Regions from separate parts of the Homo sapiens genome. Here region 1 is linked to region 2. The links are chromatin loops, found by intact Hi-C in ENCODE. Cell type or tissue: PC-9. All regions are shown on one strand. Links, peaks and the distances in the headings refer to the core of each region. The heading gives the core; the rest is flanking DNA.

Region 1 (16,512 bases), core at 3,506-11,505, 83 kb after region 2:
ACCACTAACTGGGGCCACTGGCGTGGGCAGTAAAGGAATTTACCAAGACAATTGTAGGTAAGGAAAGGCAGATTTATTAGAGAATGTAGGAAAATACGTTGCAAGAATGGAAAGGGCAGGTCAGCAAGGGAGGAGCTGGCTGCCAGGAGACAAAGGCTTGCTGGGGATTTTATAGGATGGTGCTTGTGCCGGAGAGGGTTACATGCAGTGCTGATAATGCCAAGGTTTCAGTGAGCTAACCTGCATTTTTCTGTCAACTGAGGTCATAAGTTGAGTGCAGGAAGATTGTGAGTTATGTGAGTTATTTGCGCAGGAGGGCTAAGTCCTGCACCATGAAGAAAGGCAGACTTGTAGTTCATCTACCTTCTCTTTTTGCTTTCCCTTGGTCCAACCAACCTGGCTCCTTTTCCATCATTAGGACTCCACAGAAAATTCCCATGTATCTGACCACCAGGGAGTTTGGTTTACTTTTTATATTTTTAATTGCACATTTCCATTTGTTTATCAGAGAGTCATCTTTTTAAAAACTTGGTTGTTTGTCTTCTACTTGTCAATTTGTCAGAGCTACTAATGTTTTATAGATTTTTTATTTTGAGACAGGTTCTTACTCTGTTGCTGGAGTACAGAGGCAAAATGTCAGCTCACTGCAACCTCTGCCTCCTGGGTTCAAGCAATTCTCCAGTCTCAGCCTCCCAAGTAGCTGTAATTACAGGCATGCCCCACCACCATGCCCAGCTAGTTTTTGTATTTTTAGTAGAGATGAGGTTTCACCATGTTGGCCTGGCTGGTCTCGAACTCCTGGCCTCATGTGATCTGCCTGGTTCGAACTCCCAAAGTGCTGGGATTATAGGCATGAGCCATCATATTCAGCCAATGTTTTATAGATTATAGAACTAATAAATGAATCCAGCAAGTTTTTAGAATACAGGACCAATATATAAAAATCAATTGTATTTCTACTCACTTGCAAATCTGAAAGTGACAAAACACTGTTGAAAGAAACTGAAGAAGATCTAAAACATCCCAGATTTGTTGTGGACTGAATATTTATGTTCTTTCAAATTCATATGTTGAATCCATCACTCCTATTGTGGCTGTGTATGGAGACGAGTTCTCTAAGGAAGAAATTAAGGTTACATAAGGTCATAAGGGCTTCCATAGAATTTGCATCTTCATAAGAAGAGACACCAGGGAGCATGTGCCTCTGTCTCTCTCTCTCTTTCTCTCTCTCTCTCTTCCTCCCTCCATCTCTTTCTCTCTCCACACACAAAGGAAAGGCCATGTGAGCAAAGAGTGGGAAAGCAGCCATCTGCAACCCAAGGAGAGAGCACTCACCAGAAACTAAATTTGCTGGCACCCGATCTTGGACTTCTGATCTCCAGAATTGTGAGAAAATAAATGCCTGTTGTCTGAGCCACCAAATCTGTGGTATTTTGTTATGGCAGCCCAAGCAGACTGATGTTCATGTATCAGAAGACTTAACATTTTTCAGATGGCAATATCCCCAAAATTGATCTACAGAGTCTATAATCTCTATCAGGAAAGCAGCTGGCTTCTTTGCAGATATTCACAGGCTGATTCTAAAGTTCGTGTGGAATCTCAAGGGACCCTGAATAGCTAAAACAATGTTAAAAAGAAGAACAGGCGGGGTGTGGTGGCTCACGCCTGTAATCCCAGCACTTTGGGAGGCCAAGGCGGGCAGATCACGAGGTCAGGAGATGGAGACCATCCTGGCTAGCATAGTGAAACCCCATCTCTACTAAAAATAACAAAATTAGCCAGGCGTAGTGGCAGGTACCTGTAGTCCCAGCTACTCGGGAGGCTGAGGCAGGAGAACGGTGTGAACCCGGGAGATGGAGCTTGCAGTGAGCCAAGGTTGTGCCACTGCACTCCAGCCTGGGCTACAGAGTGAGACTTCGTCAAAAAAAAAAAAAAAAAAAAGAAAGAAAGAAAGAACACAGAAGAACAATGTTGGAGGGCTCACACTTGCCAATTTGAAAACTTACTACAAAGCTGCAATCATCAAGGCAGTTTAGTACTGGCATTAGAATAGATGTATTAAACCAGTGGGATAGAATTGAGAGCCAGAAATAAACCCTCGTGTAGATGACCAACTGATTTTTGACAGAGTGCCAGATTATTCAATGGAGGAAGAGCAGTACTTCAACAAATGGTGCTGGGAAACTAGACATCCACATGCACAGGAATGAGCTGAACCCCTACCTCACACCACAATAATTAATTCAAAATCGGTCCAAAGGCCTACATGTAAGAGTCAAATCTATAAAACTATTTAAAGAAAACATGACCTGGATTTAGCATGGATTGATAGATAGGACACCAAAAGGGCCAGCAACAAAAGAAAAATACAAATACATTGGATGTCATCAAAAGTTAAATATTTTTGAATCAAAGGATACTATCAACAAAGTGAAAGAACAATCTACATAAAGGAAGAAAAGATTTACAAATCAGATATCTGATAAGCGTCTAGCATCTAGAGTATATAAAGAACTTTTTCTTCAACTTTTATTTGAGAATCAAGCAGTACATGTGCAGATTTGTCACATGGATATATTGTGTGATGCTGAGGTTTGGAGTAGTGACTGTAGTACCCAATAGTTTTTCAGCCCTTGCCCCCTCCCTCCTTTCCTCCCTCCTCTTGTTCCCCAGTGTCTATGGTTTTCATCTTTATGTCCATGTGGACTCAATGTTTAGCTCTCACCTATAAGTGAGAATATGTGGGATTTGGTTTTCTGCTTCTGCATTAGTTCTCTTAGGATAATGGCCTCCAGCTGCATATTGCCGCAAAAGATATTACTTCATTCTTTTTTATAGCTGTGTAGTATTCCATGGTGTGTATGTACCACATTTTCTTTATCCAATCCACCATTGATGGGCACCTGGGTTGATTCCACATCTGTGCTTCTGTGAATAGCACTGCAATGAACATATGGATGCATGTGTCTTTTTGGTAGATTGATTTATTTTCCTTTGGGTATATACCCAATAATGAGATTGCTGGGTCAAATAGTAGTTCAATTCTTAGCTCTTTGAGGAATCTCCAAACTGCTCTCCATGGTGGCTGAAATCATTTACACTCCCACCAACAGTGTACAACTGTTCCCTTTTCTCCCAAGCTTTGCCAGCATCTGATTTTTGGTTTGTTTTGTTTTGTGTTGTTTCATTTTTTATTTTTTATCAAAAGCCATTCTGACTGATATGAGATGGTATCTCATGGTGGTTTTGATTTACATTCCCCTAATAGTTAGTGATGTGGAGCATTTTTTCATATAGTTGTTGGCCATGTGCATGTCTTCTTTTGAGAAGTGTCTGTTCATATCCTTTACTCACTTCGTAATGAAGTTATTTGTTTTTTGCTTGTTGATTTAAGTTCCTTGTAGATTGCAGATATTAGACTTTTGTCAGATGCACAGTGTGTGAATATTTTCACCCATTTTGTAGGTTGAGTGTTGACTCCCTGATAGTTTCTCTTGCTGTGCAGAAGCTCTTCCGTTTAATTACGTCCCGCTTGTCAATTTTTGTTTTTGTAGCAATTGCTTGTGAGGATTTAGCCGTAATTCTTTTTTAACAAGGCTGATATCAAGAAGGTGATTTCCTAGGTCTTCTTCTAGGATTTTTATAGTTTGAGGTCTTACATTTCGGTCTTTAATCCATCTTGAATTAATGTTTGTATATGGTGATCTGGTTAGCGGCCCAGTTTTATTCTTCTGGATGTGGAACTCAGTAATAAAAAGACAAATAACCCAATTAAAAAGTGGGCAAAGAATCTTAATTAGACATTTTCTGAAGAAGATACCCAAATGACAACAAGCATATAAAAAGACTCTGAGCATCATGATTCAACAGGGAGATGCAAATTGAAATCACAATGAGATACCATTTCACAAACACTAGGATGAATATAATGTAAAAGGTCAGACATTAACAAGTATTGGGGCAGGGTGTGCTTGTACCTGTAATCCCAGTGACTCAGGAGGCTGGAAGGGAGGATCCCTTGGGGCCACGAGTTTGAGTCTAGTATGGGTATCATGGCAAGACCTTGTCTCTACAAAAAATTAAAAATTTAGCTGGGTGTGATGAGGCACAACTGTAGTCCCAGCTACTGGGGAGTTTGAGACAAGGATTGCTTGGGTCCAGGAGGTTGAGGCTGCAGTGAGCTATGATCATGACACTGCACTTCAGCTTTGTCAACACAGTAAAACCCTGTCTCTAAAAAATAAATAAATAAAAATAAAATAAAATAACAACTGTTGACAAGGATGCAGAAACACTGGAACCTCCATGCACTGCTGTGGGAATGTAAATTGCTCAGCCACTGTGGAAAACAGTCTGCAGTTCCTCAAAAACTTAAGCAGAGAGTTACCATAGGGCCCAGCAATTCTGCTCATAAGGATGTTCCCAAGGGAAATGAAAACACATTCCATGCAAAAACTGGCACACCCATGTTCACAGCAGCATTACTCACAACAGCCAAAAGGTGGAAACAGTCTAATGTCTGCCAACTGAGGAATGAATGGTGTATTCATACAAAGGAAGATTAGTGTAAATAATTTATCATAGTAATGAAGTTCTGTTTCAGGCTGCAACATGGATGAACCACAAAACATTACACTAAGTGAAAGAAGGAAATTATAAAAGACCACATATCATATAATTTCACAGGTATGAAATTTCAAGAATAGAAAAATAGAGAGAGACAAAAAGTAAATTAGTAGTAGCCTCTGGCTACTACTAATGTTACCCATTTATCAGACTCAGGTGAGACACTCACATATGTCACAGGAAGTGGGTATACCAGTTACAGACAGGCAGCAAGGGAGAACAGGAGCCTCGGATTCATTGGGAGCCCTCTAGCCTCAGCAAAGCTTCCCAGGTGAGCTGAGTCTTATCCATGTGTGCCCCACTCACACCACAGCTGAGGGATCCCAGAAAGCCGCCTGCCCTCGGTCTTATGTCCCAGGGCTACAGGATTCACTGCACTAAAGCACGAAAGAATATCCTGTTTCTAGGAACTGGGACAAAGCCCGACTCTTCTGGCCAGTCCCTCCCTAACTCAGGATGTTGCATTCCCAGCATATTCTACAGTTATTCTTTTTCTTTCTTTATTAATATTTTAATTGAAGCATGATCATTGTACATGTTTATGGGGACCAGTGAGATATCAACTTCTTTAGCTTGCACCTGTGAGTGAGATCATGCAGTTCATCTTTCTGTGCCTGGCTTATTTCATTTAGCATAATGTCCTCCAAGCTCACCTGTATTGTCACATAGGGCAGAATTTTGTTCTGCTCTAGGGTTAAATAGAATTCCATTGTGTGTATACACCATCTTTTCCTTTTCATTACTTTTCCATGTTTTCCATTCATCTGTTGACAAGCACTTAGGTGCTTTCATATCATGGCTATCGTGAGCAGTGCTGTGATAAACATGGGGTGCAGATATCTCTTCAACACACTGATTTCTTTTCCTTTGGATACACACCCCATAGTGGGATTGCTGGGTTAGCTCTATTTTTAGCTTTTTGAGGAATCTCCATACAGTTTTCCTTAGTGGTTGTACAACTTCCCACTAACAGCATACGAGTTCCCTTTCTTCACTTCCTCTGCAGGATTTATTTTTGCCTTTTTGATAATGGCCATTCTGTGGGATGAGAGGACACCTCATTGTGGTTTTGACTTGCGTGTCCCTGATGATGAATGATGCTGAGCATTCCTTCAAGCTCTTGTTGGTCATTTGTACGTCTTCTTTCAGAAATGTCGGTTCAGCTCCCTCTGCAGTCACGCCTGAGAACCACAAGTGAGACACGGGGAGAATTGCATTGGTCTGAAGCCGCCTGGAGAACCGTCCTGTGGGGTAGTGAGTGGGGGGTACTAAAGGGCATGAGGTTATGAAATTTTCTACAACTGATTATGGTGATAGGTACACGGCTCTGTGAATATACTAAAAGCATTGAATTGTATACCTTAAATGGGAGAATTGTGTGGTATATGAACGATATGTCAATAAAGCTGTTAACAAAACAAGAAGAGGTATCAGAGAGGTTGGGGATCAGTGAAGCCGTGGTTGTATCAATGCACCAAGAGTTCTGGTGGAATGAAAGCACTGGAGAAAGTGAGCTAGAAAGAGGAGGGTGGCTGGAAGCGGGTGCATGGGACACACCCCACTGGGGTGCCCTGTGAAGAACAAGGGCACAGATATCACCACAGGGGTGAGGGGTGGGGAAGGATCTTTTACTTGTGTAAATGATCCCCACAGGGGCACTGCTTAACTGAGCAGTGGGAAGGAGGACACCATCCTCCAGCCCCCAGAATGGTAGAGCAACTGACAGCTTGCATCTTGAGCATGGAGAAGCTGCAGGCACCCAACTCCAACCCATGAGAGCAGCTGCAGGGGGTGAACCCTGCAAAGTCACGAGGGTGGAGTTCCCCAAGGCCTTAGGAGTCCACCCCTCACTCCAGTGTACCCTGGATGTGGGACTGGGAGTCCAAGGACATTATTTTGGAGCTTTAAGATTTAATGGCTGCCCTGCTGGATTTCAGACATGCATGGGGTCCGTAGCCCCTTCCTTTGGGCTGACTTCTCCCTTTTGGAATGGGAATGTTTACCCAATGCTTCTACCCTCATTGCATCTTGTAAGTAAATAATGTATTTTGATTTTCACAGGTTCATAGGTAGAAGGAACTTGGACTTGGGACTTCAGACTTGATGTTGGAATGAGTCAAGACATTGAGAGGACTGTTGAGAAGAGATGATCCTATTTTGTGATGTAAGGACATGAGATTTGAGGGGTCAGGGGGATAATGACATAGTTGGGCTGTCCCCTCCAAATCTCTTGTCGAAATGTAATCCCCAGTGTTGAAGGAGGGGCCTGCAAGGAGGTGTTTAGGTCATGGGGGCGGATCCCTCATAACTGGCTTAGCGCCATCTCCTTGGCGATGAGTGTGTTCACTCAGATCTGGTTGTTCGCAAGTGTGTGGCCCCTCCTCACCCCTTGCTCCCATTCTCACCATGTGGCGTGCCTACTCCTGCTTCGCCTTCCACCATGAGGAAAACCTCCCTGAGGGCCTCCCCAGAAGCTGAGCAGAGGTGGGTGCCATGCTTGTGCAGCCTGCAGAACCATGAGCCATTCTAACCTCTTTCCTTTATAAATTACCCAGCCTCAAGTATTTCTTTAGAGCAATGCAAAGAATGGTCTAACACACCCAGAAAGCTGAGACTGGTATGAGTAAAATATAAAGACCATGGATAACTTTTGAAATCTGAAAATGTAAAATTAATATTACTGGGGGAGTTAACACAGGAAAGATGAGAGCATGTGGGCAGAGGCTGTTGCCCATTGGTCACATGTGGTCAGCAGAGAGCAGGTGACCAGCACCCTGGAGCTTTGCAAGAAGTACCAGACAGCCTGGAGTTGAGGTTTTAATTATAGGGGCCAAAACAAACGGGGAAAAAGACAAATTTAGCATACAAAGAAAGTAGATGCTCAACTGAGCCAGGAGGAAGTCACTAGCAAAAAGGAAAAAAACAGAGCTCTGGAAAAATAATGTAAACAGTCACAAGAAAGGGACCCTGTGTCCTGCCTGACATCTGGACAGGTATATAAAGAGCCCGGGCTCAGGGAGCTCCACACCTGCACCTCCCTCTCACCTGCTCCTCTACCTGATCCACCCTCAATCTACCAGAATCATGGGCTGCTGTGGCTGCTCCGGAGGCTGTGGCTCCGGCTGTGGGGGTTGTGGCTCCGGCTGTGGGGGCTGTGGCTCCGGCTGTGGGGGCTATGGCTCTGGCTGTGGGGGCTGTGGCTCCAGCTGCTGTGTGCCCGTCTGCTGCTGCAAGCCCGTGTGCTGCTGTGTGCCAGCCTGTTCCTGCTCCAGCTGTGGCTCCTGTGGGGGCTCCAAGGGGGACTGTGGCTCTTGTGGGGGCTCCAAAGGGGGCTGTGGTTCCTGTGGGGGCTCCAAGGGGGGCTGTGGCTCCTGTGGGGGCTCCAAGGGGGGCTGTGGTTCTTGTGGGGGCTCCAAGGGGGGCTGTGGCTCCTGTGGGGGCTCCAAAGGTGGCTGTGGTTCCTGTGGGGGCTCCAAGGGGGGCTGTGGTTCTTGTGGCTGCTCCCAGTGCAATTGCTGTAAGCCCTGCTGCTGCTCCTCAGGCTGTGGATCCTGCTGCCAGTCCAGCTGCTGCAATCCCTGCTGCTGCCAGTCCAGCTGCTGTGTCCCCGTGTGCTGCCAGTCTAGCTGCTGCAAGCCCTGCTGCTGTCAGTCCAGCTGCTGTGTCCCCGTGTGCTGCCAGTGTAAGATCTGAGGCTCTGAACCCAGACCTTCAGGTTTCACCTGTTTGGTGAAAGCATTTGTTATGATTTCCCTGAATTAATTCATCCCACGCATCCTCCCTGAGGCACCTGCCCCTTCTCCAGCTCATCATCCATGCACGCACCTCCTTCCATGGCTCAGCTCTCCACTGGGCCCTGCCTTCAGCCTCCTCACTCCGGAAATGCATGTTTCCTTGATGCAGGAGGTGGCCTTGCCTGGACGCGGGCACCCAGCCAACTGCCATGGTGTTCCCTGCACTTGGGTGTGGACCATCTTCTTCTTCTCCCTCGGCTGACTGAGATGCAAGGTCTGACCCCACAAGGCCAGGCCAATGTTGCTCAGTGATCACTAAGAACCAGCTTCTCAACCACCATTGGGACCCTGGATCCTCCAGGGCCGCTCGCTGCCTGTTCTCCAGTGGCCACCTGTGACCAGGAAGGTCTCCTTCCTTCCTGTTGTCTCCATCTATTTAAAAACAATAACAAAGTAATGAATGAATTTCCTTACAATAAAGCCTCTCATGTCTGTAAATCAGCTGCATGCTTGGTGCAATTCTGTCCAACCCCTTTCCTGTGCAGTGACTGATTCTGCGTTCTGATCTGTCAGCTAAGCTGGGAAACGCCTGCCAGCAGGCCTGGTACATTCACAAAAAAACCTGCCATTCCCTTCTGTCCTCCTCTCAGCCTCAAATATCTTCAGTCTCTGCTCGCAGGAGAAGAGGGCAAAGCCCGGGAGGATTCAGCATTCAATGCCCGCCCTAGAGGCGCAGAGGGGCAGGCAGGCCCTGAGTCCTGACGACCAGCCAAGCAGGGCTTTGCACAAGACCCATGGCTTCCAGCTTCCCGCTCTCCTCTGGGGCCTCGGAAGGACCCCAGGCAGGGCAAGGTCGGAGGAGGGAGGAGTGAAGCACCGCTGAGCTCCAACGCACTCTGATTCAAACATTCAATTAGCCTTTTACAATTATGAGGTCAACGGCTTTCCATAACTAAAGGTAACCAGGAAGTTACAGAATGGCCCAAGGTGTCCTCGGAGCTCAGTCTCCCGGCAGGAAAGGAGAGTTCCTGGGAAGTGACACATTTGGGGACCCTGAGCCAAGTCCATCTGTTTCATGGTGACATGCCACCACGCTGAGCCTGTTCTCTGACCAGTGTCACAGGCAAGGCTTTAGAAATCACGCACTGGGGAGGAGGAGACAAGAGTGATCTGAGGACAATCTCCAGCCAAGCGAACCCGGAGGGAAAAGGTGGAGGGAAGACAGCACACAGGGAGTGCTGGTGAGAAATGAGCTCCCACAGAACACTCACAGATCTAAGCGACTGCTGATACTGCCGGGGAAGAGCAGAGTGGGAATTTCCAAGACAAATTTCTGAGAGAAAAGAGATGCAATGTAAGGAAAAATGAAATAATCTAGAAATAAAGGCTTAGATTAATTCAGCCACATTTAGGAAAGGGAATAAAAGTGTGTCAAAGGTGCATCTTGCTAGGGGACATGGCTATCGTTAGTTTCACGACGTTAAAAGGAAATGCTGCTTAAGACAGTTCACTCAAAAATCCAAACTGGGAAACTCCAGAAGGTGACAGCAGACATGAACGCAGAGTTCATTACATATGGGCCCTGTACATTCCCACAACCCACAGGACACCGAGCAACTAGGTAACAAAACCGAAAATGCATGCTGGAGACATAACAAAACCAGGTAAGCTGGGCATGGTGGCTCACACCTGTAGCCTCAGCTACGTGGAAGGCTGAGGTGGGAGGATGGCTTGAGCCTGGGAGTTTGAGGCTGCAGTGAGCTGTGATCGCACCCCTGGGATCCAGCCTCAGCAACCTAAAGTGAGATAGTGTCTCAAGAAAAAAAACAAGTGAACCTCAAAGTCCAAGAAGGTGGGGATAAATTTACAAGAGCCACAGTCCCCCAGGGTTTCAGTGTCTGTGTAGGAGAAAGCAAAGAAACATCTAACAGAGCCGAATACAGGGGAACCTCAAAAGAGCCAACAGGTGTGTGCTGGAAAAGCACAGCATGAATTTTGAATTCAGCTCCTGAAATGGGGAAGGTTTTCCTCTCTCCAGTGGAGAGTGGGTGCAAGGGCCCTCAGTAAGTCCCTATAGGCAATAAAAGAAAGCTAGGAAGCCTGCTGTGAAACAGATCACAGTGGTAGCGTACTGTTTCCAAAGGAGCTAATGAACAATGAAAGGAAATGATACCAGACATAAAAGAGGCTGCATGTGGTGGCTCATGCCTGTCATCCCTGCAATTTGGGAGGCCAAGGCAGGAGGATCACTTGAGGCCAAGAGATCAAATCCAGCCTGGACAATAAGGAGAGATCTTATCTCTACAAAAAAAAAAAATTTAAGTACCTGGGCATGGTGACACCCACTTGTAGTCTTGTTTACTCAGGAGGATTACTTGAGACCAGGAGGTGGAGGCTGCAGTGACCTGTGACTGCGCCACTGCACTTCATACTGGGCAACATTCTCAGTGCAGTTGCTGCAAACTCTGCTGCTGCTCCTCAGGCTGTGAATCAACCTGCTCCCAGTCCAGCTGCTGCAAGCCCTGCTGCTCCCGGTCCAGCTGCTGCAAGTCCTGATGTTCCCGGTCCAGCTGCTGCAAGTCCTGCTGTTCCCGGTCCAGCTGCTGCAAGCCCTGCTGCTCCCAGTCCAGCTGCTGCAGGTCCTGCTGCTCCAAGTCCAGCTGCTGTGTCCCTATTTGCTGTCAGTACAAGATCTGATCTTTAACACACAGCCATATTGGCTCTCATCCACATGCTCCAGACAGAGACCAATGTATCAGCATAAAGCCGTGAATCACAGCCCTGGGGTGACTGTTTTCTAGAATGTTGGAGCAGCAGTATTTGGAACAGGAAGAGCCTACACAGGCCCTGTGCGGGGCACAACCCCTCACCACCCTCATCTCACCATGGGTGGCTGTCATGGTGCATGAGACCGCTCCTGCTTCCTCTCTTGCACCACCTCTCTCTACCCTGACATTCTAAACCCTCTCCTCCCAGGCATGGTCCCAAGGAAAGCTCCTGTTGCAATTTGTCTATTGGGCTCTGCAAATTCTGAGCCTTGACCTTGTGAGTCCTTTGAATAAGCGATCCCTTCCCCTCACGAGTCCTGTTTTCAGTGTGGCCCTTTTCCTGCTGTTCCTTTTGAATGAGCCTTTCAACCTCCCTCCTGGCCCTAAAGCACCCCCTTTCTTTGCGCTTCCTGATCACATCAGGCTGTTGGGTGATCCACTCCTTCATGCGGCACAGTTTGCTAAGCACCACTGCATGCACCAGGAGCGCGAGAAGAACGCAGCGTGGCGCCTGGCCTTGGGGTGCTTGGACGGGAGCTGGGGAGCCCCTACGATAGGGTGGAGGGGTAACTGAGGTCCTCCACAGCCAGGTGGCGAGAAGGCCGAGCGGGGCAGATGTGAGAGGGTCTGAGACGCAGCATGACAGGGAAGAGACCAGCCAACTCTAAAAATAGCTTTGGGAGTAGAATTTCAAGCATGGTGACTGCTTGGATGGACGAAGGGCTGGGAGAGGCATAGAGAGAAAGGAGGAGGGAAGGGGGGCTCCCTTGTTCCTGAGCCAGTGCAGAGTCCTCCAGGACCCACTTCTTTCTGTGTCCTGCCCACCCTGTGACCTGGCCAGCTGCACGTTTTCCCAGCAGGCTTGAAGCCACGCTGTGCTGTGAACATTCCCAGGCCCTGAACACTGAGAAAGGTGTTCACGTTGATGCCCAAAACAGTGAAATCTCAAACACGTGGCTAAACATGCAGAAGCTATCTCAGACCCTGAGGCTAACCCCTCACAGCCCCATGTGAGCTCCACGGCCTGGGCCCTCGCTGCAGACATGCCTGCGTGTCCCCCTTCTCTCAGTTGTGACTGTGGCTCAGATGTGCCTACATCTGCCCCCTCTGGCGTTGTGGCCTTGGCTGGCATCCTCTGAAAAAGATGAAGGGAGGGGAAGGGACACAGCCCTCCTGACCTCCCCTGACAAATGCTCTTGACTGACCCCCTCTCTGGAGGGGCTGGGGCTGTCCCTGCATTACTCCCCTGCCACAGCTTTTGGGGTGACTCCAGCAGCAGGACTGGCCAGACAGAACAGTAAGGGAATTGAGACCCACCTTATTGGTCTCAGAACTTTGTATAAATCCCACAGGATAATATTAGCATTGGTTTAAGTGGTTCACTGATTGTTTTAAAGGGATTTGTATTTTAAAGTCTTGATAAAACAAGCAGGGAAAATTCATGCTACCCCTTGATTCTGCCAAAAAACCACCTGCTTCTTGGAAGAGGCCAGACCCCGTTCAGAGCCGCCGTTTACTAATCAGAGGAGAGAGGCTCGCTCAGCAGAGATGCGTGTCTCCTCTTCAAGCTGTGAGAGTCTGAAGCCCTCGGACACCAAAGAAGTGTGTGGAGGGTGTATGGGGGGTTGTGTTTGAATGTGTGCATGTGAGTGCATGAGTGTGTGTGTCAAAGAATATGTGTATGAGTATGCGTATGACTGTGAGTGTGTGTGCAAATATGCATGAGGATTTGCATGAGTGTGTGAGTGCACATGAGTGTATGAGCAGGTACATGAGTGTGTCAGTGTGTGAGTGTGAGTGTGAGATTGAGTGTATAAGTGTGAGTGCATGTGAGCATATGAGTCGGTGTAGGGGTGTGTCAGTGTGTGTGTGTGAGTGAGTCTGAGAGTGTGTGTATGAGTGTGTGAATGCATGTGAGTGTACGAGTTGGTGTAGGGGTGTGAGTGTGTGTGAGAATGTGTGTATGAGTGTGTGAGTCCATGTGAGTGTACGAGTCAGTGTAGGGGTGTGTGTGTGTGAGTGTGAGAGTGTGTTTACGCGCTTGCAGAGAGCTGCTCCCATCACCAGCCCCCGTGGCTGGAACCCCCTGCGGTCATCACTGGAAGTCCTGACCAGAGCTGCCTGCCCTCCAGGCTCTGATGATCCTGCCAAGTCCTGCGGGTCCTCCATGAAGAGCGGCAGCCTGAAGCCCCGACCCCTGCAGACCCAAGGCTGTCTGGGGACGGGCCAGTGCACCGTGTCCTCCTGTCCAGGGCCAGGCGCAGCGAACATGCCCATTAAACACAGATGCCCCTCACCCGCCGCCGGGGCCTGGGGCACGGGCACATGCGCGTGGACTTTTCAGGAACAGGATTCACGGCTTCTATCACCAGGTTCTGGAACGGGTCGCCCACGCACGTTGACCTGGGCCTCACGTACTACAGCCTCCACGCGGGAAAGAAAAGTCCCGGTTCTGCAGGGTGACCAAGTCACATGAGGAGGACAGGCCAGGGATGGAGGAGCGGGGCAAACTAGGGGTATCGTTCACCCAAATTTGTCCGCAGCCCCATCCAGAGGGATTTCCTGCTCTGACCCCACCCTGCCCCTCATGCAGACGGAGGGGCGCAGGCGGCCGGCAGGGCGGGGAGAGTGCATCAGCCTCAGAGAAGCCATGGGGGGCTGGGGGCCGGGACCGCGGCGCTGACTGTCCCGAGAAATAGGAAAAGAGAAAGGCACAGAGCGGACACGATTCTCAACTCAGAACACAAGTGGAGAAGAGGAGCCTCTCGGGTCTAGGGGCTCACGGGACATCCCTGCCCCTCCTGCCAATTTTGCTGTGAACCTAAAACTGCTCTGAAAAATAAAGTCCATTAAAAACGCGCATGGGCTGATGCGGAGGGGACCATCCAGCCCTCAGCTGCTCACTGGCTATGAACGCACCCGGAGTCCTCAGAGTGGGCTTTGGCAGCAACGCCACACCCTAGCCTCATCCTGAGCTCAAAGTTCACTCAAATAACCCAGGTCTTTAAAAAAAAATTAGCCACTGTTAAACCAGGTCACCCATTCTAAGTTTTTGTGGTTGATTTTTTTAACATAAAAACAGGGTTTGGTGTATATGTTCTTGTCAAATATTTTCTTTACAATTCTGAAAAACAGTGGATTTGCATGTGGACGTGGGATATAAGAATTCGATGCTTTAGAGTGATGAGGTTCTGTGCAATTTTTCCTTATTTTCATAATTATTTTATTTATGGCTGCCAAGATGTTATTGTGTAAGAAATAAAAACTGGTAGAGGGAAAAAGTGAAATAAAAACCCCCAAACAGCCAAAAAGAGAGCACCCCGGGGTGTCGGCATCATTTCCTGTGGGCAGCCCCGGCTGGGGGTCATGCGGATGCCTGACTGTGGGGGCTGCAGAATCAGGGCAGCAATTAAAATGCACAGCCCTGCAATTAGGAGCTAGTAATAAGGTAAGAACACGACTTCGAGGGGCAGGCCTCTGCTGAAACTCTTGGGATGAAATCATCTGGGTAGATACAAGAGTCAAAAACTTGGAATCCTCAAATTTCCCTGAACTCTAAGCAGCCTGTCCTGGCCCACCCTGGTCACCCCCTCACACCCACCCACCCGCAGCTAAGATGGTCCCATCTCCCTTAGAAAGACCCCTTCCAATGACATCAGCTGAAGCAGTCGCCACTCAAGGACCCACCACCATCCCCAGACCCACAGGAGAGGTAGCCCCCAGAACAGCACAGGTGGAAGCGGGTGAGCCTGTGTGGGAAGGAGACAGCTACACACAGCGCAGGTGCAGGGTGCTGCCCATCTCATCGTCCAGAGCAGGGGAAGTTGGAACAGGAAAGGTTGAGAAATGAGGGAAAGTCAAGTCAAGCATGTCTATTCAGGTGCCCTCACCAGGGTTTGGGTTTTAAAGTGCTGGTCCAAACACGGGGACTGGCATTCACAGTCAGCTAGGTTGGCAACCAGGCCCGAACTGTACAAACCTGACCGACAGTCAGCAAGGTTGCATCGTGACCACGGGCCTGGAAAGCTTTCCCTGGGAAGATTAGAGAGTCACGTTGTAGGCTTTGTAAGTCATCAGGTCTCTGCCCCAGCTGCCCAGTTCTGCCGCTGTAGCACTAAGGCAGCTGTAGACAGAACTTTCTTTACAGAGGCGGGCGGTTCTCAAACTGTATACGTTACATCAGTGCAATTTTCTTTTGTATATTAGTGCTACCTACGTAAAGCTGTTAATAAATAAAAACAAAAACAAACCAAAGGGGTGGGGTGTGTTTGCCCATAGGCCATAGTTTGCCAAGCGCTTACTGTAAAGAAAAGAAAGCAAAAGTCCAGGAAGAGGAGAATGCTGATGTGGATTAATGAAGTGCAACGTATTCACCGTCCCCTAAACATATGACTCGATAGGGCTGGGAGAACACTCGTGTAATCAAGGGATGAAAACACACGTGAGTGAGGAGGGCCGAGGCATCCTTGGAAAGCTCTTAGGGGGTGGTCCTTGTCCTCTGGGGCCAGAGATGTCTACAGTGGGAGATGCCTCTCCCAACTGCAATGGGAATAGAGGAGCCCAGAGTGGGAAAGCCAGGTGATGGCACTGAGTTGTCAGAAACAAGTGTCCCAATCACCATCACCAGCTGCCGGGAATGGGTGGTGGTGAGACTCCACTGATACGTGGACATGCTCAGCAGTGGGTCACTGATGGGGGGACAGGCAGCCTATTACAATGCCCCCTCTGCTTCATCTACATCAGCAGCAACATTCCAGGTCTGGTGGGCAGAAACGTAGCTCCAATCACCATAGTAGGGGTTTCCTGAAACCTTAGCCAAATTGCAAATTCAGGGCCCATTGACTGGAGGGAAGCCAGATCCTCCTAAGCAAGGGCCCTGCATGATGTCACAGACGTCAGCCACAACTGTTCTAAGCCTCCCCTGAAGGAACCTGCTGCCACCACTTTCACTAGGAAAAGGGAGCCTAGATATTTCAGGGGATCATCAGAAATTAGCTTTCAATGGATGCTAATCCTTAGGGAAAGATCACACGAGAGGAGCCTATTCTCAGAGTGGGAGCCTTTGTAAGTTGGGAGGGGGATGGGGGCTTGGCTTTAGTCTTCCTTACGGTGGGTCCAGTGAGCCTGTGGGCCAATCCCATGGCTGCCTCCTCACAGGGAATAGGTAGTGGGAGGAGATACCTGAGTAGCTGAGATAATCTCCATATTAGGTCCCTGTAGAAGACCTATTGTAGTTAAAAAATAAACACACACAGACACACACACACACACACACACACACACACACACACACCCTCAGGGACATAGAGAGAATGGAAGTAATACTTCTTTCTCAGAGAACTTCAGAGATTATTGACAACTCTAATTCCTGCCACAGCCCCATT
Region 2 (9,852 bases), core at 740-8,739:
TCGCCTTCCCTCATCTCCATTGTTTTATGGCTTCACACGGACCGTGGCTTTCTGCATGGAAGCTTGGTGGCCAGGGTGCTGTCACTTTGGGAAGCAGCCAGAGAACCACAGGATGCGTGAATCGGTCTCCTTGTCTTCATGGGCATCTCCGGCCAGGTATGGCCCCCTGTTACGGCGGTAGGAGCAAGGGGCGCGCAAGGTGGCCACGGCCATCCTGTGAACCGCCGCAGTGGTGCAGGTGCTGTTCCCGCTGTCCCACACTCGTGTTTAGCAAGGCAACACTCAGGAACACAATTTGATAAAGATATTTTTTCATGAAGGAATAACCCCTATGAGTTAAAACCTCATTTCTGCATATACCGCAATTGGCAGAACCCCTACCATAGCCGGGTTCAAAGGCAGGGCAGTGTCACCTCCTGTGACACAGGCAGCACGTCCAGGCCAAGACCCTGGTGTGGATGCCGGGGCTGCGGCTCCGCCTCTGCCCTCCCCCAGCTCCATCCTCCTTTGTGTTGGCCTCAGTCTCAGGTTGCTTCTCCAGCTCCGCCCTCCTCTGTGTTGGCCTGTCTCAGATTGCCTCTCCTCGTGGGCATGGGATGTTTGCCCCAGCTCCAGCCATCCCATCTTCACACAGCCACATGCAGAGGCAGCAAAGTGGCCTTGGCTCCTTGCGTGTCTTTTTGATGAGAGGGGTGTTCCCAGAAGTCGCTGGCAGAGGCTTACTGACACTGGGGTGTCTTACTGACAGGGGTGTGTCTTACTGACATGGGGGTGTCTTACTGACATGGGGGTGTCTTACTGACAGGGGTGTCTTACTGACAGGGGTGTGTCTTACTGACGGGGTGTGTCTTATTGACAGGGTGGTGTCTTGTGCTGTGATTAGTGGGTCACTGGCAAGTGTCTGAATGAAGTGGAGGTTCCGGTGGCAACAGTGACGGGGAAGGGCTATGGGTCCGCCTCAATGTCATCTGCCCCATCCCTGGGCCTCCAGGAATCCAGGGTCTCAGCCCCTGCTTTAGAAGGTGTGACAACACCTTTGACAGTGGCCAAATTACACGTGGGAGTTGAACAAACGGGAAATCACGGGTTCTCTTTGAAATTTCCTTCTCCAGGAAGTCCTGACGGCCACGCTGGATCTGGAGGACGTCCGGAGCTACAGGGCGGAGATTTCATCTCGAAACCTGGCGGTGAGTGCTCCAGTAGACACCTGTGTGGGATGCTCATCAAAGACGTGGAAAGTGGCCCCATTCGTGCGGGCCTGGTGGAGGCCGTGAGGGTGCAGTGCCTGAAAAGTCTGACAGGGAAGTTCCGGACTTCCCGAGCGTGGAAAGGGGCTGGTGCCGCAGACAGAACCTGCTTCCATCTGTTCCCCGTCATCCTCTGCTTGGGCCAGGCCCTGAGCTGGGGTGAGCTGGGGACAGGCAGGCAGAGAGGCTGACGAGACAGTCAGCGTGCTAGGGGCTGCCACACAAGGAAGACCCAAGCAGCCTTGGAGCCCAGGAAGGCCTCAAGGTGAGGGGTGGCAAGCGTGGTAGGAACAGGCACACAGTGTGCAGCCGAGGCTGGTCCCCACTTCGGCAGTTGGAGGCAAGGTCCAAGGCACAAGTGAGCCTGTGTCTGAGACCCTGGGATGCAAGTAACGCCCCTCCTGCAGCCCGAGGTCCTGCTGCTGGTAACCTGGAGCTCTGCGTTTCTGCAGGACATCGTCACAAATAGGATGTCCAACTGAGCAGCTGTCATGAGACAGTGATTTTTGCAAACATTGAAGAAGTGTGATGCTCATAACAGAGCGGACTCTTCTGCTGTTGATTGATTGAGACAGGGTCTCATTCCATCGCCCAGGCTTGAGTGCAGTGGTACCATCACAGCTCACCGCAGCCTGGACCTCTGGGGCTCAAGTGATCCTCCCACCTCAGCCTCCTGAGTAGCTGAGACAACAGACACACACCACCATGCCCAACTAATTTTTGATTTTTTTTAATTTTTTTTTTTTTTTAGAGACAGAGTCTCACTATGTTGCCTAGGATGGTCTTGAACTCCTGGGCTAAAGCAATCCTCTTGCCTCGGCCTCCCAAAGTGTTGGAATTACAGGCGTGAACTACCGTGCCCAGCCTTTTTTTCATAGCAGTTTTATTAAGTTGTATTTGCCATACCACCCAATGTATCCATTTAAGCACCTGATTCAGTGGTTTTTCATGTACTCATGGAGTTATGCAGCCACAATCTTAGCGCATTTTCATTACCCCAAAAAGAAACTGTACCCATTATGCACCCCGTTCCCCTCCTCCGGTCCTGGCAACCACAAGTCTACTGTCTGTCTTCATGGATTTGCCTATTCTCGACGTTTCATTGGGATGAAATCACACAGTGTATGGCTTCCACACTTTACTGTGCTGTTGTCAAGGTTTATCTATGTGTTGGGTGCAGCCACCCCTTGGTATCCACAGGGATTGGACCCAGGAGCCTGCACCGATCCCCTGCAGGGATGCCTGTGTCCCACAGTGCCCCCTGCAAAACTCACTGATATGAAGAGTCGGCCCTCTGTATCCATGGGCTTCAGATCCTGTGATTACTGTATCTTCTGTCTGTGTGCAGTTGAATCTGCGGGTGTAGAACCCACAGACACAGGGAGTGGCTGTAGCTTATCCCTTTGTATGGTCAGAGAGTGTTCCGTAGCGGGGATGGACACGTGTTCATTCACTCTTCCACTGATGGGCATCGGGAATGTTTCCACTTTCTGTCTATCATTAACAATTCTGCTACAAACATACATGTACTTCTGTTGGAGGGGACACATGTTTTCATTTCTCTTGGGTGTGTCTATCCAGGAGTGGAATTGGCTGGGTCTTATGGTAACTCTGTTAACTGTTTTTTGCTTTTTGGTTTTTTGTTTGTTTTTTGAGACGGAGTTTCACCCTTGCTGTGAACTACCATAGGCTGGAGTACAATGGCGCAATCCCAGCTCAGCACAACCTCTGCCTCGTAGATTCAAGTGAGTCTCCGGTCTCAGCCTCCCTAGTAGCTGGGATTACAGGCTTCCACCACCATGCCCGGCTAATTTTTGTAATTTTAGTAGAGACAGGGTTTCATCATATTGGTCTGGCTGGTCTCGAACTCCTGACCTCAGGTGATCCACCTGCCTCAGCCTCCCAAAGTGCTGGGATTACAGGTGTGAGCCACCGTGCCTGGCTCTGTTTAGCCTTTGAGGAGCTGCCAGAGCGTTTGCCACACAGCTGCACCATGGTAGTTTCCAGGCAGCCAGGTTTGAGAATCCCGGTTTCTCACCCCTCACCAGCACCTGTTGCCATTGGTCGCTTTGCTTCTCGCCATCCTCGTGGGAGTGAGGGTGGCCTCACTGTGGTTTTGACATGCGTTTCTGTGGCTGATGGAGTCCTGCTTGTCTGTCGGTCCTGGGGACCCAGAGGGTTTCCGTGAAGCTGGGAGTCATTCTGTCTTGAATCTCCATTGCCAGGCCAGCAGGGCGAGCCCCTACCCCAGAGTGAAGGTGGACTTTGCCCTCTCGTGCCACGAGGACTTGCTGGCACCCATCTCTGAGCCCATCGAGTGGAAATACCACAGCCCTGAGGAGGAGATAAGGTGTGTGGCCCCTGACCCCTGGGAGGGACCTGGCGTCTGTGTGGCCACGCCCCTGGGGTGGGGACTCCTGGAGGTCACGCAGTGGGTTTTCAGAACCTGCCTGGGTGGGGACTTGCAGAAGGCAACTGTGCATCCCCTGGGTTGAGGGCGTGGATGCTAGAGCCAGAACCCCTGGGTGTGACCCCCAGCCCTGCTGCTTCCCCGTGCTGTGACCTTGGGCCCCAAGGTGCTGTCCGTCCATTCTGTGGTTCAGTGTCCCCATTTTAAAATGAGGACGATGATAATACCCACGTCCTGGGTCTGTCTTCAGAATCACATGTGTCCCTTCTCACGAGGTGCCTAAAGCAGAGACGGGCGTCCTGAGAGCCCAGCGTTGACTCTGGCACTGCAGCCTCCTGGGGCCTGCTTGGGTGGGTTGTTGGGTGCTGTGGGCAGGGGCCACCGCCTCCGGGCTCCATGTTCTGATTGCCCTGCAGCCTTGGACCTGCCTGCTGGCTCTGGGATTTTTTAAGACGAAGTCAACAGGTAAGACTTCCAGTTTCTAGTGAGCCCACTTTGCTTGTTCTGCTGGTTGGTCTGGTTTTATTCTGGGGCAGGGTAGGGATTTTTTTTTTTTTTTTTAGTGCAAACAACAAAAAGCATTTCATCACTCTGCCTCCATGGGGAGCTTAGTCTGTGCTAGCCAGAGGCAAGGTGGGCACAGTGGCTGGTGGGTCAGCTCCACCTTTGGAGGCTCAGCGGAACCCAGCCCATCAGCATTCAGGGTCACGCTCACCATCTTGCCAGCATTGTAATCATGCGTATCTGCAGTTCGTCGGTGGAGTCAGCCTCTGACACGCCCCGCAGTGAAGTGTCTTTTTTCCCTCTGAAAAATCCATTCATCCTGCCACGTGCGGGTATTTGTCCTGACCCCATGGAAAGTGCTAACACCCACGTGCATTTCTGTGGACGCCTCCTTGAGGTCTATGGGTGGAGCTTGGCTGATCCATGGGCATGCTGCTTCTCCGAGGCTCTGCTCACGCTGTCTGATTGGTCCATTCCAGGCAGGGTTTTTGCTGCCCTTGAGTGGCGGGGTGGACAGCGCAGCCACCGCCTGCCTCATCTACTCCATGTGCTGCCAGGTCTGCGAGGCCGTGAGGAGTGGAAGTAGGTGACATCTGTTGGCTTGAGGGAGGCTCCAGGGTCCAGCCCTTGGGCTGCCTGAGTTAGGGACCTAGGAGGGGGCAGAGGAAACACCCGTGCCATGGACATCGGGGTGAAGGGGGCTTTGTGGCCACGCACAAATGTCACAGCATCACATCCCAGTCCTGCAGCTAAGGCAGCAAGGCCATCAGTAGCTTCCTGGGGCTTCGGGCCCATGTGGCTGAGTCTCCAGAGCTGTACCTGCCTGCTCTGTGCACGGTGTGGCCTGGTGGGGAGAACACAGGCGTCGGAGGTTCACATCCTCCCCCATGTGATATAGTATCAGACATCACCTTAGCATATGCAGCAGAACAGCGGTGATGATGCCCGATGGATGGGGCTGTGGGCCATAGCCTGGGCTGGCGCTGCACAGGCACCTGGGGGTGTAGACCGGGGTGCAGCCGTACGGGCACCTGAGGGCTGTAGACCGGGGTGCAGCCGCACAGGCACCTGGGGGTGTAGACCGGGGTGGAGCCGCATGGGCGCCTGGGGGCCGTAGACTGGGGTGCAGCTGCATGGGCACCTGGGGGTGTAGACCGGGGTGGAGTCACACGGGCACCTGGGGGTGTAGACCGGGGTGGAGCCGCACAGGCACCTGGGGGTGTAGACTGGGGTGGAGCCGCACAGGCACCTGGGGGTGTAGACCGGGGTGGAGCCGCACAGGCACCTGGGGGTGTAGACCGGGGTGGAGCCGCATGGGCACCTGGGGGTGTAGACCGGGGTGGAACTATGTAAACATCCCACACACTCAGGTGACTTCCACCCATTCTGTCCTGGTGGTTTTCAGATGAGGAAGTGCTGGCTGATGTCCGCACCATCGTGAACCAGATCAGCTACACCCCCCAGGATCCCCGAGACCTCTGTGGACGCATACTGACCACCTGCTACATGGCCAGCAAGAACTCCTCCCAGGAGACGTGCACCCGGGCCAGAGAGTTGGCCCAGCAGATTGGAAGGTAGAGTTGGTCCCTGGTATTGGGCATGGCAGGTGGCTGACAGAGCTCAGAGTCACTGGAAGCTCCGCCTGTGAGTGCATTGGTGACTGGCTTCATTCATTCCGCATCGTGTCATCCACTATGTGGATAAACGTGTAAGTGCTCCATCCCTTTTTGTGGGTGAATAATATTCCACTGTACGGATAGACCAGTTTGTTTCTCCTGTCATCAGCAATTGCTTAAATGTGCACCTAGGAGCTTATCAGGGCTCCACTTTCTCTTGGTTTGAGCCAGATTTCAGGGAAGCTGTGTGTGAGTCCTCCCTATCTGACCCACCCCAGTCTCAGATGGTGCCTGCAATTTCTGCCCTTCTGTCCCCTCACTCCTGGCATTCCCAGTGCAGGCTGCAGGTCGTATGTGCTCACCAGGGTGTGCAGCAGGTCCTGGGAGTTGGCTGCAGGCTGGCTCCTACCCCTCCTCCTTTCTCTTCCCCTGCCCTCACTGCCTCTTCCACGGGCAGTTCTCTATGTGAGGACAGTGGAAGGAGGGCACCTTTCCGGAGAAGAAAGACTGGGTTCTATCTAGAATATTCCATCCATAATGGCTCCTAGGAGAAAATGAGCAGCTCCCCATCCTGTTTGTTGAGCTCAGCTAAAAGCTGTCCCCATGCCCTCCAGTGATTCTCCTCCTAGATATGTACTCAGAGGAATCAGAAACAGGGACCCGAACAGATACTTGTTCAGGAAAGTCCATAGCAGCACCATTCACAGAAGCCAAGAGGCAGGGACAACCCAAGGTCCATCTCAGATGAACGGAGGAAGAAACTGTGGTCCATTCACACGGTGGAATATTAGTCACCCACGAAGAGGAGTGGAGCATGATCACATGACACAGTGAGGAGAAACCTTGAAGACATGGTGCGGATGAAGGGAGTGGAGCCAGCCACACCAGGCCACATGGTGTTTGATTCCATTTCCATTCCATTTCCACGCAATGTCCAGAACAGGCCATGGCATAGAGAGAGAGGGTGTCTGTCACTCTCTGCATCTGTCACTGTCAGAGCTGTCAGAGCTGGAGGAGGAGGGAGTGGGGACAGACTGCCAGTGGGATGGGGTTCCCTTCTCTGGTGATGGGAAGTTCTGAGCTAGATGGTGGTGATGGCTGCGCAGCACTGTGGATTGCTAAACACCACAAATCATACGCTTTAAATGGGTTACAATGGTCAGTTTTAGGTCATCAGGGCTTCACCGCTCATGCGCACACACATGCACACACGTGCACATGCTGCCTTCAACGCCTATCCTTCTCCTTCCAGCCACCACATCAGTCTCAACATCGATCCAGCCGTGAAGGCCGTCATGGGCATCTTCAGCCTGGTGACGGGGAAGAGCCCTCTGTTTGCAGCTCATGGAGGAAGCAGCAGGGAAAACCTGGCGCTGCAAAATGTGCAGGTGCCCCCGCCTGGGCCGGCGTCCCCTGGGGGTGGGGGTGCAGGGAGCACTGGGACAATCACTACAGGATGTGCAGGTGCCCCCACCTGGGCCATCGTCTCCATGAAGCTCATGGCACCGGTTACCTAGGGACAGCCAGTGCTGGGGTCACAGCCTGTATGCCTCACTGAAGACGTCGGTCATGCAGCCTTGTTAACAAGGAGGGGGTCTGTGTGTGTGTTGGTGCATGAGCATGTGATGTGTAAGAGCAAGAGCGGGGGTGTAAGGATGTGCGTGCTCGAGTGTGTGCATGAGCCTGAGTGCAAGAGCAAGAGGGTGTGTCTGAGCCTGAGTGTGAGCCTGAGCGTGAGAGGTTACATGAGTGTATGAGAGTACAAGTGTGTGAATGTATGCACAAGTGTGGGTGTGCTTGTGAGTGCTTGTGCAAAAGCAAGTGTGAGTGTGGATGTGTGAGTGTGCACAAACGTGAGTGCACAGTTGTGTGCATGAGTGCGTCTGCATGAGTGCACGAGCATGCCTGTGAGCATGTGGGTGGGTGGGTGTGCATGAGTGTGAGAGTGCACATGACTGTGTGTGAGTGTGTGTCTCTTTAATCCTCAGGGAACAGCCCAGACGCTGTCTGCCTCCTGAGCTACTGCACTTGACTGACTGCTCCGTGATGGGCAGAGGAAAAGAGAGGCCGGGGGCTCCAGCTGCTGGGATCTGTCCTGTCTCTCTCTGTCCCCTTTCTGCTGTGCCTGGGTGGCCTCTCCCCTCCTGCCAGTGGTAAAGGGATGGAAATGCAGTTGCCAAGCTTTCTCCCAGGGACCCCACGGCTCAGTCCTGCCACCAGTGCTCCCTCTGCCCTCCCGGGCTCTGGGTGCTCCCATCTTTGAAGGCAAGGCACCACTGAGCTTGTGTGAGCCCTGTGGAGGTGGGACCACCCCGAGAGGAAGGCCTCGGGACACTGTGGGACTCTGAGACTCTGATGTTCCCCGAACGCTAGAGAGCTCCTAAGCTATTTTAATTTTCTTGTTTTCAAGAGTTTGTGGGTGTGCGTCTCCCCCGTGTTCCTTTGCAAGGGAACCCGTTATTTCCTCTGTTGTGTTTTCCAGGCTCGAATACGGATGGTCCTCGCCTATCTGTTTGCTCAGTTGAGCCTCTGGTCTCGGGGTGTCCACGGTGGGCTCCTCGTGCTGGGATCCGCCAACGTGGATGAGAGGTGAGTGTGGCCCAGTGGCACGTGGTGGTGGGCCCCTGAACCTCTCAGGTCTCTGAAGGTGATACGCTGTGAGATTCTATCATCCTGTGCCTTTCATGGCGGGTTTGGTGCCTGGAATGACATCATTCCTCTAGAATTTCACCCAACCCGAGTGGCAGAGCGGATCAGCATCACGTTCCTGCAGGTGGCTCTGGGCGCTCACCACTTTCATCAGCCTTGTGGTTCTTCATCTCTACTGCGCCTCAAATTCATCTTCCCACCGCCCTCTGCCATGGTCAGGCTCCCCTCTTTCTTCTAGGCTGTTCCACTGTGTCTTAAGTCATTCCTTTGCAGCTAGTTTTTACCTCCAAACCAGAGTTCATTTTTTATGTGGACTGAAAATACTCCCCTTCTCATATTGCTTCCTTGTTCAACAAAACTCAGAGCCTCCCTGTTGTTTTCTGGATAAAATTCAAGCTGCCCCTCAAGTCCAGCAGTGGAGGCTGCTAGAAATTCTTTTCCAGCCTTGGTTTCCCCACTTCCCTTAGGTGAGCCTCTATCCCTCTCAGCTCGTCTGTGCTGTTCTTAGTTGCTCCTTAGGAGCTGAGGGATTTCAAAAACTATTTGTGATTTATTCATTTGTTTGTCTATGCATCCATCTATCCATCCATCAGTTGGGCCATCCATCTATCCACCCATCCATCCATCTGTCCATTCATCTATCCATCTATGTATCCACCCATCCATATATCCACTCACCTGTCCGTTCATCCACCCATCTGTCTGTCCATCCATTCATCCATCCATCCACCCATCCACCCATCTGTCTGTCCATCCACCCACCCACTCACCCACTCATCCATCCATTCATTCACCCATCTGTCTATGCATTCATCCATCCATTCATCTACCCACACATCCCTCCACCCACCTGTCCATCCATGCATTCATCCACCCACCCATCTATCCATTTATCCACCAATGTGTCTGTCCATCCACCCATCTGTCCATCTATCCACTCATCTATCCATGTATTCATTCACCATTTCATCTGTCCACCCAACCCATCCATCCACCCATCTCTCCCTTTGTCCATCCATCGACCCATCTGTCCACATTTCCTCCCTTCCATCCATCTATCCCTCCCTTTTTTCTATGGCGTGAGTGTCTTTTTTTTTTTTTTTTTTTTTTTTTTTGAGATGGAGTCTCGCTTTGTCACCCAGGCTGGAGTGCAGTGGCGCGATCTCGGCTCACTGCAAGTTCCGCCTCCCGGGTTCACGCCATTCTCCTGCCTCAGCCTCCCGAGTAGCTGGGACTACAGGCGCCCATCACCACGCCTGGCTAATTTTTTTGTATTTTTAGTAGAGACGGTGTTTCACCGTGTTAGCCAGGATGGTCTCCATCTCCTGACCTCGTGATCCGCCCACCTTGGCCTCCCAAAGAGTGTGAGTGTCTTAATCACTCTGCATCCTTGCCTGTCTGCAGATGTGTTCTCTTTTAAAACTGA

What was found. Hi-C counts contacts between places; a loop is a spot of excess contacts. Peaks named below come from ENCODE experiments on the same cell type or tissue, not always from the same donor. Only the 100,000 strongest peaks of a DNase experiment are listed, where the experiment ranks them.
Region 1: it touches region 2 in a loop (7-fold over the local background); 2 of 110 quality-filtered maps call a loop at or near these places.

The regions. Positions count from the first base shown.
Region 1 is chr11:71,557,878-71,574,389 of GRCh38, forward strand. It overlaps KRTAP5-10 (keratin associated protein 5-10), which reads left to right and starts at 7,686. Exons shown (of 1, transcript NM_001012710.2): 1 at 7,686-8,858. The coding sequence starts at 7,711. The coding sequence ends at 8,319. It also overlaps the pseudogene KRTAP5-13P. RefSeq lists an enhancer at 8,073-8,888. In PC-9, for the core only: a CTCF peak has its summit at 5,768 (motif pointing left); a DNase peak (open chromatin) is centred at 8,384; H3K27me3 peaks cover 2,023 bases.
Region 2 is chr11:71,477,283-71,487,134 of GRCh38, forward strand. It overlaps NADSYN1 (NAD synthetase 1), which reads left to right. Exons shown (of 21, transcript NM_018161.5): 10 at 1,113-1,187; 11 at 3,473-3,597; 12 at 4,074-4,122; 13 at 4,641-4,743; 14 at 5,567-5,735; 15 at 7,030-7,165; 16 at 8,260-8,366. Among named protein-coding and RNA genes, the nearest start is that of MIR6754, 8.7 kb to the left of the region's middle. RefSeq lists enhancers at 1-554, 555-1,134, 3,135-3,660, 7,872-8,372. In PC-9, for the core only: no CTCF peak of the experiment used is centred there; a DNase peak (open chromatin) is centred at 4,169; H3K4me3 peaks cover 913 bases; H3K27ac peaks cover 1,666 bases.